Regions from separate parts of the Homo sapiens genome. Here region 1 is linked to region 2. The links are chromatin loops, found by intact Hi-C in ENCODE. Cell type or tissue: heart left ventricle. All regions are shown on one strand. Each heading gives the region's core, and the rest is flanking DNA. Links, peaks and the distances in the headings are about the cores only. Region 1 has its middle 12 kb from the start of TMEM242-DT. Region 2 overlaps ZDHHC14 (zDHHC palmitoyltransferase 14).

What was found. A loop is a pair of places that touch in the nucleus more often than their neighbours do. Peaks named below come from ENCODE experiments on the same cell type or tissue, not always from the same donor. Only the 100,000 strongest peaks of a DNase experiment are listed, where the experiment ranks them.
Region 1: it touches region 2 in a loop (2.0-fold over the local background); 10 of 110 quality-filtered maps call a loop at or near these places.

Annotation. Positions count from the first base shown.
Region 1 is chr6:157,333,729-157,336,646 of GRCh38, reverse strand. No RefSeq gene overlaps it. Among named protein-coding and RNA genes, the nearest start is that of TMEM242-DT, 12 kb to the right of the region's middle. In heart left ventricle, for the core only: a CTCF peak has its summit at 1,534; no DNase peak of the experiment used is centred there; H3K27ac peaks cover 863 bases.
Region 2 is chr6:157,433,079-157,435,996 of GRCh38, reverse strand. The region is part of intron 1 of ZDHHC14 (zDHHC palmitoyltransferase 14); the gene reads right to left. Among named protein-coding and RNA genes, the nearest start is that of ZDHHC14, 53 kb to the right of the region's middle. In heart left ventricle, for the core only: no CTCF peak of the experiment used is centred there; a DNase peak (open chromatin) is centred at 1,182; H3K27ac peaks cover 2,220 bases.

The DNA.
Region 1 (2,918 bases), core at 270-2,769, 100 kb after region 2:
GCATATTTCTTTCATTTCCATCCTTTTGCAATTATTAACAGCATTGTTGGAGACATCCTTGTAGCAAATCTTTGCAACTCCTTAACCATTTCCCTGCACAGATTCTCAAAGGGCATGGACATTCCAAAACTTCTGATACATTTTGCCAGATTGCTTTCCAGAAAATAATCCTGTAATTTTTCCAGTGTTTGCCAGTTTTATAGGTGATGAATCAATCATTAGGCTATTGTTTTAATTTGTCATGAGGTTGAAATTTTTTCATGAATTTCTTAGACACTCGAATTTCTTGTTTTTAAAATCTTCCTATTCATAATCTTTGCCCCCTTTTTAAACAATGGGATATCTAGAGCTTTCTTGCTTATTTACAGAGGTCCTTATACGAATAAGGATATGAACTTTTGTGATCCATCGTACAAATATTTTTGTTATTTGCCTTTTGCTGCAATATGGTGTTTTGCCTTAAGCTCAGAATCAGTTAGGAATGAATTTAACTTCAGGAAATAGAAAACTCAGCTCCACTCTCTTAAGGGGGACTTATTATCTCATGTAACAAGCATCTCATAGAGAGGCAGCTGTTGGACCTGATTCAGACAGTTGACAATGTGACAGCTCACGTCCCTGTCCTCTCGTAGCCCCTCCCATTTGTTACCTTATCATCATTAAATGGCCGCTGCAGAACTAGCCACCAGGTCTGTGTTCCAGGCAGAAGGAAGAAGAGTGGAGGAAGAGACAAGACCAGCCGACCTTTGCTTATGTCTTATTGGCCAGAACCGATTTCATGGCCACTCCCAACAGTTAGGAAGAGGCTGGCAAGGGCGAAGGAGGCATAGGATTAAGTGAGCAAACTTAATCTGTCTGCTGTAGAGCAGTGTTAAGACTTTATGTAGTCAAACTGACCTACATTTATTTCTTCGGTTTCATGCTTTAAAAGTTCTTCCCAACTTATTTACCAACTTATTTCGGTAGATATTCATCTATATTTTTTCCATTATTTTTATTGTTTCATTTTGTCCCCAAATCCTTTTTGAACTTTCTCCTCTGATTTGAAATACTCCACTTCTTCACTAAGCTATGAGATGCACTGAAGTGCGTTTTGGCCGGTACTATTCTGTTCTGCAGATCTAGATTCCTATTCTGTGCTATAGCTAGTACTTTAATTAATGCAAAGTACCATGCATTTTAACATTGTGAGGCAAGTCCCTCTCATCATAGTGCTTTCTCAACAAAATGTTGACCTTTCTTGAATGTTTATTATTCAGATGAATTTTGAATCATTCTAACAAGGTTTAAAAGTAATCTTATTTGAGGCAGGGCATGGTGGCTCATGCCTGTAATCTCACCACTTTGGGAAGCCCAGGCAGGTGGATCACCTGAGGTCGGGAGTTCAAGACCAGCCTGGACAACATGGTGAAACCCTGTCTCTACTAAAAGATATAAAAATCAGCCAGGCATGGTGGCCCGCGCCTGTAGTCCCAGCTACTTGGGAGGCTGAGGCAGAATCGCTTGAATCCGGGAGGCGGAGGGCGTAGTGAGCCTAGATGGCGCCATTGCACTTTAGCCTGGGTGACAAGAGTGAAACTTCATCTCAAACAAAACAAAACAAAACAAACAACAACAACAAAAGAAGATCTTATTTGGATTTTAACAGGAATTGCATTACATTTATAACATAAAGGAGAAGAATTAACAACCTGTGTGATTAAGACTTCTAGGCCGGGCGTGGTGGCTCATGCCTGTAATCCCAACACTTTGGGAGGCCGAGGCGTCCGATCACGAGGTCAGGAGTTTCAGACCAGCCTGACCAACACGGTGAAACCCCGTCTCTACTAAAAATACAAAAAAATTAGCCAGGCATGGTGGCGTTCGCCTGTAATCCCAGCTACTCAGGAGGCTGAGGCAGGAGAATCGCTTGAACCTGGGAGGCAGAGGTTGCAGTGAGCCGAGATCACACCACTGCACTCCAGCCTGGGCGACAGAACGAGACTCCGTCTCAAAAAAAAAAAAAAAAAAAAAAGGAAAAAAGAAAAAAGAAAAGACTTCTAGGGCAGAAGCATGATGGAGGCAAGTCTTCTTGTTTATGTCAGTAAAGTGTTGTGATCATCACATAGTGGATTTCTTCCCCTCTGTTTTGTATTTTAATGGGGTATAGCTAATGTATAGAAAAGTTGAAACTTTTATTAAGATTTCTTTTACAGCTGGAAACTTCACTGAATCCTCAATCATTCTAAACGTTTTTCCTTACTTATTATATGTCCAATTAATCTGCCAGAACCTCCAAGAGGGGGGTGTCCCCTGCAACTTTGATTGTTATCTGGCTTCCCATTATGGTTCTTTTGCCATATTTTTCATTATACTATATTAAGCTGGCATTCACTCATGAGCCTAATTAACGTAATTTTTCCCCTGAGAGATAAATCTACTCTTGCTCTGCTGACAAAAGAAAGTTTCAGAGACAGCGGAGCTGAGCTGGCCCATGTTGTGTGGCATAAGCCACCTTGCAAGTTCTAACCTGTCCCTCAGTGGAGGAATGTCTTCTACATCGCTTTGTACATATTAATACAAAAAAATGTATTTATGAACCTCTGTTGTAGAGGTATATTTGTTGACATACAAAGATGTTCATTTTTTGCTCAGAAAGTACCTAATTCCATTTTGGGGACATTTCAAATTTTTAAAAGTTCTCATGTGTAGAGACATGATCTACCCAATATAACTTCTCTCTGTGCCTCCTGAGAGAGGCATCAGCTTCCCAATTCTTCTCTCTCCAACCTAAATATATCTCCCTCAATGATTTCTTCTTAGATAAGCTGGCTAAGACTTCTCACCCTCCTTGTCACTCCCCTTCGCCTGCCTGCTCTTGGAGGACGCTTCCTCCACAGTGGCCCCCAGAACAGATGGGAATGAGTGGGAGAGACTTC
Region 2 (2,918 bases), core at 106-2,605:
CACACCCATGCTGCTCTCTCTGCCTGAAATATCCTCCATGCCCCTACCCACCCCAGCCCTCTATCCAAACAGCATACAGCAAGCACTTGCCTGCTATGTGCCAGGCTTTCTGCCACGCTGCCAGGCCCTTGGGATACAGTGAAGAAAGAGATGAGGAGGCCAGGCATGATGGCTCATACCTGTAATCCCAGCACTTTGGGAGGCCAAGGTGGGAGGATCGCTTGAGCCCAAGAGTTCGAGACCAGCCTGGCCAACATGGCAAAACAGTGTCTCTACAAAAAATACAAAAATTAGGCGGGCATGGGGGCACACACTTGTAGACTCAGCTACTTGGGAAACTGAGGCAGGAGGATCACTTGAGCCCAGGAGGCAGAGGTTGCAGTGAGCCATGATTGCACCACTGCACTCCAGCCTGGGCAAAAGAGCCAGACCCTATCTTAAAAAAAAAAGATAGAGAGAGAGAGAAATGAGGGAGGAAAGGAGGGTGCCCACCTTACTGAGCTTATAGGCTAATGCCACAAACTGCCATTAATTAAGAGGCACACATCTGCATACATATGTCCTAGCCTTTCCTCAAGGTTCATCCCAATGTCATCGATATCACAAAGACTTTCTGCAGTCCCTCCTTCCCTCCCTTCTCCTACCCTCCCTCCATGTGTGCAAGCACTTCTGCGGGGCACCCTTGCTCTTGCCCTCTTCTCGGATTTCTATACTTACCTCATCTGCCTGGATTAGACGGCAACCTGCCCCAGGGCAGCAAACAGAGTGTTAAATCCTAGTCCTGCTTCTTCCCAGTGACTTCACAGAGCCCCAGTTTCCCCATCTGTAAAGCTCTTAAGATTGGTATGAGTATTAAGTGGGATAAACATATGCAAAGAACCCCCGAGGAACTGCTATGGCGATTCCTTCCGGAGTGAAAACAATTTTCTATGAGCATAGCCATGGAGATCTGTGTTCAGCGATGGTCTGAATAATCTGCATTATGTCTTTGTGTAAAGGTCAAAACAAATAAGTCTCCCTGGGAGAAACCCAGAAAGTGTGTTCTCTAAAAGCTTTGCTGGCAGTCCAGGAAGGGAAGCCCTGAGCAGATCCCCTCTCTCAAGGCCACAGCCAACCCAGACGGGACTATTACAAAACATGTCACGCCAGGATTCTCTCCGTCATGGAGCGGGTCCAGTTTCATTAAGCAAATAGCTCCACAGACAGTCTAACTGACAGGAGGGCACTGGCGCAGCCTTGTTAAAAGTCCGGCTCCTCCCCGTCGTGCCAAGCTCTCTGGGTGCTCATCTTCAGGTGGCCCAACCACACTGACAAACATTTGATAAACGAATAAAACTGGGGCAAAAGATCCATTTTGAAAGTACTCACAGGATATTAAAAGAAAGCCCTATTGCAGCTCTTACTGTGGCCTAAATGATTCATGGAATTGTGTTTTTATGACCCAAATAAAATGTTTAAGGGCACAGAGGAACTAGTGGGAAGTGATCACCAAGCTGAAATGGCCTCATCAGATAAAGTCCTCAGGGGGACTTAGGGAATGGGACAAAGGAGAACGCAGGGCCACTCCAGTCCAGTTCGGGCTCAGAGGAAACATCCACCTGTCTGGTGTGAACAGGCCCAGCTCCTAAGGGTGTTCTCGGCCGGCTGGCAGGACCCTAACAGGGGAAATCAGGCAAGCCTTAAATTTGCACTGGCCCAGGCTTAGTCTATTCAGAACATCAGAATAGTTCAGTGACCCTGAACTCAACATATAAAAGAATTATATATATATATATATAAAATTATAAGCTAGCTTCTCTCTAAAAAAAGTCATCAGCAATTAATATGTTAGGTCTAATACTAATACCGTTTTTCTTCTCTATTTTCTTTTTGTTGTTGGCGGTTATGTAATCTTGGAACTGGATTTTTAAAAATCTTTTAGCATATATCTCAGGAGGGTCAAAAACCATGTACTGAGCCATTGCCTCTGGCATCACATGGGCTGATAGCTATTTATGATGTGTACACTTAGCTAAGTCACATACTGGTACAATTACCAGGAAAAAAGTATGTGTGTGGAGGGTGGCTCTCTTGTTCCTGGTCACTGCTATTTCCTTTACCCAGAAGTCCAGTGCTCCCTCTGGAAAGATGGGAGCCAGCCAACTGGAAGACATCAAAACAGTCACCATTTTCACAGCACATGCCATGTCACTGTTTGATAAAGTCTCCATTTGAAAAGGACACTCGTCAAGGCCGATAAAGGCCACCAGCTGTGCTTTGGATCATGAGTGGGGGTGTCTGTGTGCATGTGTGAGCACACACACTCGGTCCTGATGCTATTACCAAAACCTGCCCTTCAGAGTACCACAGTCACACAATCTGAGAATTTTTAGAGCTAAAGAGACCCTGGGGTCACCCAGTCAACTCCTCCCGTTGTAACCAGGACAAAACAGTCCCGTGGAGGGTAAGTGGTTTGCCCAGGACTCTGCAGGTAGACAGCTGCTCCTGAACATCACGGCCCAGGCTGAACTCTCAGAGCCCTAAGCCTCTGGTTTTATCTTGGTCACTACTTTTGTAATCTTTTTCTTTCTTTATTTAGTGAATACCTATGAGTTTCCACCTTTAGGCAAACGGAAAGCATTATTCAAGGGGGCTACAATTTTTTTTATTTAAACTACCCTTCTTTCGATATCAGAAAAGATACATAATGATATTTGGTATTTAGCTTGCAATCATGTGTCCACATCATCAGAATCAAAGCAATTAATTATAAGAGCCAACTTAATTCAATTATAAATTCTTATTACCTAAGTAAGTCTCAAGAAATAGAGTGATCGTGCCAGCACTGTGCTCGGTTTCATGCCCAAATGCAAACCTGCCATCTGCTAGGGCACATGACAAGGTTCTCAAAGAAAAGTGACCACACAGGCCATGTAACA